Regions from separate parts of the Homo sapiens genome. Here all the other regions are linked to region 3. A link is an interaction called in ENCODE POLR2A ChIA-PET data of the cell type or tissue named here. Cell type or tissue: HepG2. All regions are shown on one strand. Region 1 has its middle 27 kb from the start of LINC03011. Region 2 has its middle 36 kb from the start of RABGEF1. Region 3 has its middle 39 kb from the start of LINC00174.

What was found. Peaks named below come from ENCODE experiments on the same cell type or tissue, not always from the same donor. Only the 100,000 strongest peaks of a DNase experiment are listed, where the experiment ranks them.
Region 1: POLR2A ChIA-PET joins it to region 3 with 5 read pairs; 2 of 35 experiments call an interaction of 5 or more read pairs at or near these places.
Region 2: POLR2A ChIA-PET joins it to region 3 with 7 read pairs; 2 of 35 experiments call an interaction of 5 or more read pairs at or near these places.

Annotation. Positions count from the first base shown.
Region 1 is chr7:66,518,697-66,522,696 of GRCh38, reverse strand. It overlaps the pseudogene LOC100420547. Among named protein-coding and RNA genes, the nearest start is that of LINC03011, 27 kb to the right of the region's middle. In HepG2, no CTCF peak of the experiment used is centred here; a DNase peak (open chromatin) is centred at 1,986.
Region 2 is chr7:66,703,199-66,707,198 of GRCh38, reverse strand. It overlaps a transcript of RABGEF1 not described here. Among named protein-coding and RNA genes, the nearest start is that of RABGEF1, 36 kb to the left of the region's middle. In HepG2, no CTCF peak of the experiment used is centred here; no DNase peak of the experiment used is centred here.
Region 3 is chr7:66,437,565-66,441,564 of GRCh38, reverse strand. It overlaps the pseudogene RABGEF1P2. Among named protein-coding and RNA genes, the nearest start is that of LINC00174, 39 kb to the right of the region's middle. In HepG2, no CTCF peak of the experiment used is centred here; DNase peaks (open chromatin) are centred at 1,274, 1,664 and 2,601; H3K4me3 peaks cover 639 bases.

The DNA of each region.
Region 1 (4,000 bases), 81 kb before region 3:
CTCTGCCCTGGCTGGCCCCAAGACCTTGGGCAAATCCCTCTGATGGGGGCTAAAGGCATTTCCTGGGGGCTGGGGGTACAGTGAGCAGGTGTTGCTGAACAGGTTGAAGATGCCCTCGAAGGCTGCCCTTGCCATGGTGGGGTGACCAGTCCCACTTCTGAAGGACACCTTGCACTCAGGCTGGCCTGCAGTCCCTTTCTGGCCACCCCCAGGACCCAGGATGGTGCCAGGAGAGCCACCTTGTCCAGTGGGGAGGGCACGACCTAGGGAAAGGCTAAGGATTCGCAGGTGTAAGCCCCCATCTGAGCTAGTCCTGCCTCTTCACCCTCACCCTTCCCCCTGAGTACCTGGTGACTGTGAACGTGATCTTGTTGGCCATGGCAAGAATCCTCTCCAGGTTCTGGGAGCCGAAGGGCTTTCGGAACAGGATTCCTGGTGGCAGCTCCTCGATGATCATGGAGCCGGGGTTACTCTTGATCCACTTGTAGGGGACCTGAACCGGGTACTTGATGCCCAAGGCTTCCCCTGTGGGTGAGAGGCAGGGTCCTGCCCGTCAGGAGTGAGAGGCAGCGTGGGGTGTGTGTACATGGGATTGCGGGGGTGTGATGGAAAGACATGCGTGCAGGAGAGTGAATGGTACGAGAAAGCTCTTATGTAGCATTGTGGAAAGGTATAGGCATTACAATCTAAGCTATTTGATCAGAACATTAAAAAAAGGCCAGCATGGTGGCTCATGCCCGTAATCCCAGCATGTTGGGAGGCCAAGGCAGGAGGATCACTTAAGTCTAAGATTTCGAGATCAGCCTGGGCAACATAGCAAGATCCTGTCTCTACTACAGATTTCTAAAAAACAGCTGGACATGGTGATGCATGCCTGTAGTTCCAGCCACTTAGGAGGCTGAGGCAGGAGGATTGCTTGAGCCCAGGAGTTTGAGGCTGTAGTGAACCATGATCACGCCACTGTACTCCAGCATGTGTGACAGAGTGAGACCCTGTCTCAAAAAAAAAGAAAAGAAAGAAAAAGCCACACCAATATGCTCCCATGTCGTATGCTCCTTTTTTTTTTTTTTTTTTTTTTTTTGAGACAGATTTTCGCTTTTGTTGCCCAGGCTGGAGTGGAATGGCACGATCTCAGCTCACTGCAACCTCTGCCTGCCAGGCTCAAGCGATTCTCCTGCCTTAGCCTCCTGTGTAGCTGGGACCACAGGTGTGCACCACTGCACCTGGCTAATTTCTTTTTTGTATTTTCGGTAGAGATGGGGTTTCACCATGTTGCCCAGGCTGGCCTTGAACTCCTGAGCTCAAGCCTCCAAAAGTGCTGGGATTACAGGCATGAGCCACCGAGCCGGGCCCCTGTCTATTAAATTCTGTGTGTAGTTGTTGAAAGTGTGTCTCACCTCATTGGTCTGCAAGGCTCATGAGTACAGGGACTGTGTCTGTTTTATTCACAGCAATATCCCCAGTGCCTGAGACAGTGCCTGGCACATAGTAAATGCTCAAGAAATACATGTAAAGGGGTGAATCGTTTCCCCAGAAATCCCCTCGGCTGGAACTGGGAAACCTGCCACTTCTCTGTCCACAGCAGCTACATGTCCCTCCCCAGGGGTTCTGCGCTGCTTACCATATGTCTTATTGAAAAGCTCCTGGACCTGCTCCCTTAGCGTGTTGGCAATGTCAATCCGTAAGAGCCTCGCGTCGTAATTTTCTGCAAAGCGCAAAATGATTATGGGTTTGGGCTGTTCAGTGAAAAGGCACTTGGTGACTTTTAAGGAAGATGATTTTCTAATTATGGGGAACTCCTTCTCTGGCAATTAACGGATCTTTGGAGTGGGCCGCTCAGGTTCTTCAGCACCAACGTCTTGATGGAGATGTGTTTTTTCCAGAAGGACATGCACTGTTGCCACAACAGTGATGAGTTGGAAATTCAGTTAATTGTTGACATTTGAAAACCACCAAATCAATAAATAAGCCCGGAGAGGAGGGACACCATAGAGTGCAGAGTCCTGTGCCCTGGGCTGGCAGGCAGGGGGTATGGGCTTCATGAAGTCACTGGGGGGCTGGAGACAAAGGAGGGAACGGAAGCCCAGCTGATCCAGCAGATGGTGGAGGACGGGCAGTCCCCACAGACACAGGGGACACGCCTGGCAGCTCCCAATGCAACCTCCACCTCCCAGGCTCAAGCAATTCTCCTGCCTCAGCCTCCTGAGTAGCTGGGACCACAGCTGTGTGCCACCATGCCTGGCTAATTTCTTCTTTGTGTTTTTGGTAGAGATAGGGCTTCGCCATGTTGCCCAGGCTGGCTGTGAACCCTTGAGCTCAAATGATCCACCTGCCTCAGCTGGGATTACAAGTATGAGCCACCCAGCCACCCTCACCCAGAGAGTGTTCATTAAAAACCCCCAAGTGTGGCCAGGCGCGGCAGCTCATACCTGTAATGCCAGCACTTTGGGAGGCCGAGGCGGGAGGATCACCTGAAGGAAGGAGTTGGAGACCAGTCTGGCCAACATGGTGAAACCCCATCTCTACAACCCCGTGTCTACCAAAAAACTACAAAAATTAGTTGGGCATGGTGGTGTGTACCTGTAATCCCAGCTACTTGGGAGGCTGAGGCAAGAGAATCCCTTGAACCTGGGAGGTGGAGGTTGTAGTGAGCCGAGATCACACCACTGCATTCCAGCGTGGATGACAGAGCAAGACTCTGTCTCAGAAAAAACAACAACAACAACAACAACAACAAACAAAAAGCTGGGTGCAGTGGCTCATGCCTGTAATCCCAACACTTTGGGAGGCTGAGGCTGGCAGATCATCTGAGGTCGAGAGTTCGAGACCAGCCTGTCCAACATGGTGAAATCCCGTCTATACTAAAAAAAATACAAAAATTAGCCGGGTGTGGTGGCGTGCACCTGTAATCCCAGCTACTCAGGAGGCTGAGGCAGGAGAATCGCTTGAACCCAGGAGGCAGAGGTTGCAGTGGGCTGAGATTGCGCCATTGCATTCCAGCCTGGGCAACAAGAGTAAAACTCCATCTCAACAAACAAACAAACAAGACAAGTGCCCGCATGTGCCGGAGGGATCCTACACCACCATTTCTCTCTCCCCCCACTCTTTTTTTTTGAGACAGGGTGACAGGGTCTTGCTCTGTTGCCCATGCTGGAGTGCAGTGACACGATCCTGGCTCACTGCAAACTCCGCCTCCCAGGTTCAAGTGATTCTCCCACCTCAGCCTCCCAAGTAGCTGGGATCACAGGTGCATGCCACCTCGCCTGACTAATTCTTGTATTTTTTTGGTAGACACGGGGTTTCGCCATGTTGGCCAGGCTGGTCTTGAACTCCTGGCCTCAAGTGATCCACCCATCTCGGCCTCCCAAAGAGCTAGGATTACAGGTGTGAGCCACTGCACTCAGCCTCTGATTTCTTTTCTTAAAAATAGACCTAGAGATGGGTTCTATGTTGCCCAGGCTGGTCTCGAACTTCTGGCCTTGAGCAAGCCGCCTGCCTTGACCTCCCCAAGTGCTGGGATTACAGGCGTGAGGTGCCACGCCTGGCTCTTATTCTGATTTCAAAGCACTAAGACCACAGCTGATTGCTGAATAAGGAGTGGGCATGTCAGCTACCTTCCTGGAGGGGGGCAGGCAGGCTCCTGCGCCCTGTAGCCTCCCAACCCCCAATTTCCCCCACCGTCCACCTGTAGGCACCCCCTCTCCCCTGGAGTCTCTAACACAGAGCTTACAGGGTACAGCCGGGCCTGGGCTGCCAACCTGGCTTGCCTGGTCCCTTAGGCCCTGAAGTTGGGGGCCAGCTCCTCCCCACTTCCAGCCTGGCCCTCCAAACCCAAACCAGGTCAAGGTCCTGGTGCTGGGACAACAGACCTCCCCCTGAGCTCAACCTTACCTTGAAAGCCCTGTCTCTTCAGGCTCTCGCCCACCAGAGGGTCCCTGGAATCCCTCTCTGGGGGCAGGGCAGGGGGAGAGAAGCCAAGTGATGAGGCAGTTCCTGGGAC
Region 2 (4,000 bases), 270 kb before region 3:
CAAAATACGTTTTCTGACCACAATGGAATGAAATCAGAAATTAATAACAAAGATATTTGGAAAACTCACAAATAAGTGGAAACTAATCAACATACTTCAAAAATAACCAGTACGGGCCGGGCGCGGTGGCTCACGCCTATAATCCCAGCACTTTGGGAGGCCGAGGCGGGTGGATCACGAGGCCAGGAGATCGAGACCATCCTGGCTAACATGGTGAAACCCCGTCTCTACTAAAAATACCAAAAAAAAATTAGCCAGGCGTGGTCGTGGGCGCCTGTAGTCCCAGCTACTCGGGAGGCTGAGGCAGGAGAATGGCGTGAACCCGGGAGGCAGAGCTTGCAGTGAGCTGAGATCGCGAAACTGCAGTCCAGCCTGGGCGACAGAGCAAGACTCCCTCTCAAAAAAAAAAAAAAAAAAAAACCAGTATGTCAAAGAAGAAGGTAAATTAGAAAAATCATAAGGTAAATTAGAAAATATTTTGAGTCAGCTAGGCGCGGTGGCTCACACCTGTAATCCTAGCACTTTGGGAGGCCGAGGCGGGCGGATCATGAGGTCAGGTCAGGAGATCGAGACCATCCTGGCTAACATGGTGAAATCCCGTCTCTACTAAAAATACAAAAAATTAGCCGGGCGTGGTGGCACACACCTGTAGTCCCAGCTACTCAGAAGGCTGAGGCAGGAGAATCGCTTGAACCCGGGAGGCAAAGGGTGCAGTAAGCAGAGATCACACCACTGCACTCCAGCCTGGGGACGGAGCGAGACTCCGTCTAAAAACAAAATAGTACAGCCACTTTGGAAAACAGTTTGGCGGGTTTTTAAAAACTAAAATACATACCTATCGTACGACCTAGTCACTTCATTCCTAGGTATCGCATAAGAGAAATGAAAGTATATGTTCATACTAAGACATGTATAAAAATGTTCATATCAGTTTTATTTATAATATCCAAAGATGGAAACAACCCAAGCGTCCATCAAAAGAATGAATGAATAAACAGGCCGGGCACGGTGGCTCATGTCTATAATCCCAGGACTTTGCGAGGCCGAGGCGGGTGGATCATGAGGTCAGGAGATCGAGACCATCCTGGCTAACAAGGTGAAACCCCGTCTCTACTAAAAATACAAAAAATTAGCCGGGCGCGGTGGCGGGCGCCTGTAGTCCCAGCTACTCGGGAGGCTGAGGCAGGAGAATGGCGTGAACCCGGGAAGCGGAGCTTGCAGTGAGCCGAGATTGCGCCACTGCAGCCCGCAGTCCGGCCTGGGCGACAAAGCGAGACTCCGTCTCAAAAAAAAAAAAAAAAAAAAAAAAAAAAAAAAAAAAATTAGCTGGGTGTGGTGGTGTGTGCCCATAATCTCAGTTACTCAGGAGGCTGAGACAGGAGAATTGTTTGAACCCAGGAGGTGGAGGTTGCAGTGAGCTGAGATCACACCATTGCACTCCAGCATGGGCAACAGAGCAAGACTCCGTCTCAAAAACAAAACAAAAAAAAACAAAAAAAAAAACACTTGTATCTATCAAACTGAAAGTGCTTGAAGTAACATAAAAAAGGTAGATATAATTTTCTTTCTTAATTTTGATGGCTCTAAAAGATAATTGAAGCAATTATAGCAAGGTTGCAGGACATAAAGCTATATATAGAAGTCTACTGCTTTTCTCCATTTTTCTTCCTCCTCTTCCTCCTCCTCCTCTGCTTCCTCCCCCTCCCCCCTCCTCTCTCTCTCTCTCTCTCTCTCTCTCTCTCTCTCTCTCTCTCTTTCTTTCGAGATGGAGTTTCGCTCTGTTGCCCAGGCTGGAGTGCAGTGGTGCAATCTCAGCTCACTGCAACCTTTGCCTCCTGGGTTCAAGTGATTCTCCTGCCTCAGCCTCCCTAGTAGGTGGGATTTCATTTTTGGGAGAGCTAAAATGTTCATTTTTGGGACAGGCATGCACTGCCACACCCAGCTAATTTTTTGCATTTTTAGTACAGACGGGGTTTTACCATGTTGGCCAAGCTTGTTTCGAACTCCTGACCTCAAATGATATGCCTGCCTCGGCCTCCCAAAGTGTTGGGTTTACAGGCATGAGCCACCGCGCCCGGCCATCTATTGCTTTTCCATATATCAGCAAGGAACAAATAGAATTTGAAGTGAAAAATACATTCCCATTTACATCAGCTCTCCCAAAAATGAAATACTTAGGTATACATGTAACAAAACATGTACAAGAATCCTCATCTATTGCTGGTGGGAATGCAAATTGGTATAGCCATTTTGGAAGACAGTTTGGTGGTTTCTTAAAAAACTAAATATAGGCCAGCTGCAAGGCCTAGTGAAAAGTTTTCTCTGCACATGAAGTAGCATATTACTTGAAGATACACGTTGGTTATTTAAACTTTTTTTTTTTTTTTTGAGACGGAGTCTCACTTTGTCACCCAGGCTGGAGTGCAGTGGCACAATCTCGGCTCACTGCAAACTCCGCCTCCTGGGTTCACACCATTCTCCTGCTTCAGCCTCCTGAGTAGATGGGACTACAGGCGCCCACCACCACGCCCGGCTAATTTGTTTGTATTTTTAGTAGAGATGGGGTTTCACAGTGTTAGCCAGGATGGTCTCGATCTCCTGACCTCGTGATCCACCCGCCTCGGCCTCCCAAAGTGCTGGGATTACAGGTGTGAGCCACCGCACCTGGCCGACTATTTAAACATTTTAATTGTAACCCCTCATATGTAGCTGGTGGGAATGTAAAATGATACAACCACTTGGGAAAATAGATAGGCAGTTTTAAAATAAGGCATACAGAGTGATGTCACTGAAAATAGCAGAGTAAGGACCTCCAGAAATCCATCAGTCCATTAAAGCAATAATTAAGCTGGCAAAAAGTGTCAGATTCAAGTTTTCTGGAACTCTGAAATTTTTTTAAAAACCTGCAACAACTAAAAGAGTGGTTAATTAAGAAATAACCTGTTAAATTTTGGTTAGGAGAATGTTGCAACTTTTCACTTAGTGCCTACAGTCTCCCACTGTCAACCTTAGAGGTGGCTGTGGTGGTGACAGTTTGTGCCCCCAGTGTGGCTTGCTAGTGCCAGATGGGGATAATAAAGAACTCTGTTCTATACACTTGCAATAACAATTCAAAAATAAAATTAAGAAAGCCATTCTATGTGCAATAGCTTCAAAATCAATAAAACACTTAGGAATAAATTGAACAAAGGAGGTGCAAGACTTGTGTGCTGAAAAGTACACAACATTGTTGAAAGAGATTAAAGAAAGCCTAAATAAATGGGAAAGCGTCCCATGTTCATAGACTGGAAAACAGTATTGTTAAGATGGCAATACCCATCAAAATGATCTACAGATTCAGTGCAATCCCTATCAAAATTCCTACTGCCATTTTTCACAGAAATGGACAAGTTTATCCTAAAGTTCAAATGCAAATGCAATGAATCTCAGCCAAAAACAGTCTTGAAAAAGAACAAAGTTGGAGGACTCAAATTTCCCAATTTCAAAACTTACTTACAAAGCTACAGTAATTAAGACCTCATGATACTGCCATAAGGACAGACATATAGACCAATGAAATAGAGTTCCAGAAAAAAAAAGCCAATACATCTATTGTCAACTGATTTCCGAAAAAGGTGTCAAGATCATTCAATGGGGGAAAGAATAGTCTCTTCAACAAATGGTGCTGAGACAACTGGATGTCCACATGCCAAAAAATAAAGTTAGACCTTTACCCCACCTCATGTATCTTTACCTGACATCATAATTCAAAATGGATAAAAGACCTAACTGTGAGAGCTAAAATTGTAGAATTCTTAGAAGAAAACAGAGGTAAATCTCCAAGACCTGGGATTTGGCAATGATTTTCTAGATATGATACCAAAAGTACAAGCAACAAAAGAAAAAATAGATAGGTTGAACTTCATCCAAATAAAAAACTTACATACAGGCCAGGCACGGTGGCTCATACCTGTAATCCCAGCACTTTGGGAGGCCAAGGCGGGCGGGCACGAGGTCAGGA
Region 3 (4,000 bases):
TAATTTATGTTTTTGCTTCCAATACATTTATGAGCTCTTTCCATATCAGTACACAAGAAGCATACTTTTTAATTTTAAAACCCTATGGCATTTTATTTTATGGATTAAAGGATAATTTATTTAGTCCCTCAGTGATGGCCAGTTATTTCCAGTCTTTTGCTATTACCAGTAATGCTAAAATGTACATATTTCATTTGGTACATGTAAGATTTTATTAGTAGAAAATTTTGGAGAAATAGAAATGTTAGGCCAGGCACAGTAACTCACACCTGTAATCCCAGCACTTTAGGAGGCCGAGGCTGGTGGATCACCTGAGGTCGGGAGTTCAAGACCAGCCTGACCAACATGGAGAAACCCCTTCTCTATTAAATATACACAATTAGCCAGGCGTGGTGGCACATGCCTGTAGTCCCAGCTACTCGGGAGGCTGAGGCAGGAGAATCGCTTGATCCCAGGAGGTGGAGGTTGTTAACTGAGATCGCGCCATTGCACTCCAGTGTAGGCAACAAGAGTGAAATTCCGTCTCAAAAAAAAAAACAAAAAACTCCTGAAGATCAAAGATTATAAGGAATTACTCTGAGAGCGAGACGCAGTGTTTTGTACCTGTAATTCCAGCACTTTGGGAGGCTGAGATAGGAGGATCATCTGAGGTTAGGAGTTTGAGACCAGCCTGGTCAACATGGTGAAACCCTGTCTCTACTAAAATACAAAATTATCTGGGCGTGGTGGGGCATGCCTGTAATCCTAGCTACTTGAGAGACTGAGGCAGGAGAATCATTTGAACCTGGGAGGCAGATGTTGCAGTGAGCTGAGATCCACTGCGCTCCAGCGTGGGTGACAGAGTGAGAATCCGTCTCAAAAAAAAAAAAAATTTAAGAAACTGTAGAATAGGTAGGTTAATATCTTTAAAACATACTTTCTGGCCAGATGCGGTGGCTCACGCCTGTAATCCCAGCATTTTGGGAGGCTGAGGCGGGCGGATCACCTGAGGTCAGGTGTTCGAGACTAGCCTGACCAACATGGCGAAACCCCATCTCTACTAAAAATACATAAAATAGCTGGGCATGATGGCACATGCCTGTAGTCCCAGCTACTTGGGAGGCTGAGGCAGGAGAATCGCTTGAACCCAGGAGGTGGAGGTTGCAGTGAGCCGACATCACACCACTGCACTCTAGCCTGGCGACAGAGCGAGACTCCGTCTCAAAAACAAAAAAAAAATACAAGAATTAGCTGGGTGTGGTGGCACTCGCATGTAATTGCAGCTAGTTGGAGACTGAGCCAGGAGAATCGCTTGAACCTAGGAGGCAGAGGTTGCAGTGAGCTAAAGTCTTGCCACTGCACTCTGGCCTGGGTGACAGAGCAGTACTCTGTCTCAAAAAAAAAAAAAAAATCAAATAAAACATACCTTTTTAAAAAATTATTTTTAGGAAATCATTGGGATATGGGGAACTTAAATTCCTTATAAACATTAGAGAGCATAGTTCAAAATCAGGAGGCTTAGAATGTGGTCAGAGACCAAGTGGTAGTTCATACTTTCTGAAAGCACTTACTGCCTGTTACAACATCCTTATCTCTCTTGTGTAAATGTTCCATTTTCCTTTCAGTGTGTTTATTTGAAGAGGGGAAAGAATTGTCTGCCCAGCCGGTGGGATAGTGTAGTGCATGTTTCCCTTGTCTCTTCATTTTATGCTTTGTCGTGTTCATCTTGCTATTAATACTTTGGATGCGTTCTTTCACTTTGATCAGTATGACTCACCAACGAAATGGTGGGTAAATAATTGTGAGTCTCCACATAAACACATTAACCTTTGCCTTTTTGTTAAGTAAAATGGGATTTGGAAAGGTTGTCTGACATTTATAAGTACCTAACATTTCAGTGCTTCTATTGATTGTTATTCTATTTGTTGACTAGTTTTATAAACTCCAGCAGTCTTTGAGAAGCCTAGTGGTGCCATTTCAGTGTTCATGATTGAATAGATAGATCAAAGCATGATAGATTTTGGCAAAGAAAATACTAATAGAACAACTTTTATTTCAGTAGGAATATCTTTTAGATAATGTAGTTTTGTCTACTCATACTTTCTACTTGTAAAACAGATTTAGTTTAAGGGAAGTTGTCCAACCACTCAAACATAAAATGATTTAAATTCAAGTTTAACTTTGATGAAACATAATTTAAATAACCTTAGGTAAGATACTTAAAGTAATTCCATGCATGGATCTTTTATGTCTTGAAACTTACTATGTTTAATTTTCCCAGCTGAAATTCAGGAAGCAAAAGCTCCCAGTCCTTCCATAAACCGGCAAACCAGCATTGAAATGGATAGAGTGTCTAAGGAGTTCATAGAATTTCTCAAGACCTTCTGCAAGACAGGCCAAGAAATCTATAAACTGACCAAGCTGTTTTTGGAAGGGATGCATTACAAAAGGGTAGGTTGAGAATAATCACATAGAAACATAGAGTTTTGGTTTGAGGAAAGGTCTTAGAGATAATATAGTGCAACCTTGTCATTTTATGCCTGAGAAAATCAAGACCAAGAGATGTTAAATTACTTACCTAAGAAAAGCCTCTGAATCAAGCTAAAACCCAACTCTTAGGCTAGTACTTTTCCACTGCAACTCAGTGGTGTTTGAATCATCTTTGTGTGGAAATTCTGACCTTGAAGCCACTTGAATTATGTGCTTTAGTAACAGGCCTTTTTGACTTGTGACCTTGTAAATAGTATAAACTGCCATAGTAGACCTTTAACTCTGTGCAACCATTGTTAGGCCAGTGGCAGTAATTTTAAGGGTTGTTGTTGTTGAATTCTGTTTTGTTTTTTGTATTTTGATTTTGAATTTTTTCATTCAGTTAGAGAAAGGACAGATAGAATTTAGACAAGAAAGGGACTTTAGCAGCTATGGAGTTTCAGTCCCTTTATTTTATAGATGAGGAAGTTGAGAGCCCAAGAGGATAAGTGACTTGTCCAGGTTACACAGCTAGATTTTGCCAATGTCAAGTAGTTGTGACTTCCACACCTGTTTCTTTTATCCATAATTTCTGACCCATAATTTCAGTGGCAATAATTCATGAGACTCCCTGTAAAGGAAATCATTTTGTAAATAGGGATTAATTCTGTTGTAACATTCTATAACCATTAAACTCAGAATTAGCTCCAAAAGTTCCTTCTATGCAGTAAGGAAGTCTTAGAAAGAAAAAGGAAATTAGAAAAGCAGCAGGGTGTTTAACTGTTTAGCTATATTCTAGCTGGGGTCAGCAATCACTAGGCTAATAAGCAGTGGACTTGTGTTGAAATAATTTTTAGATATTGAATTCAGTTTGTAAAGGAGAAAAGCTTGCTTTCTTGCCCTTCAGAAATGTAATTAGACTGTGTAAGTAAGTAGCTGTCTTTCTCTAGATATTTTTTCTCTCTAGAGTAAAATATTTGGAGTTAAAACAAGTGAGCTGTTATTGATTTTTTTTTTTAAGTTAGGAACCATGATAGATATCTTAATGTGGAAAAATTCGGAGTTCATGTGACATACATCTTTCATTTTTATCAGAACTAAAAACTGAGGTTTTGTATTTATTCTTGAGCCCACCTGAAATGTTGACGGGATAGCTATACTAACTTAGAATATGTATACTGTAGTACTTAAGCATATATGCTGTATAATAATATGTTTTAGAAAATTGCTCAACTTGGATTTGATGTTTTTCTTTTGCTCAGAAGTGTGATGTGTTCTTGTTCTGTAATAATTTAGTAGACTTCTAAATTAGTGTACTAAAGTAAAGAGGTAATTAACTGGTACAAATATCACCATGTTTATTTGTAAGGCATCACTAGTTTATATCAGAGACCTGGATATGGCCTCAGATTTCTCCTGTTTTAAGAGCCACTAAGCCACCTATTTTCCATTTCTACACTACGTGTTTCATGGTTAGGTGGCCAAGTCCTATGCATGTATCTCAGGTATCTTTAGTGACCAACATGAAGTCTGCACATATTGTATATGAAAG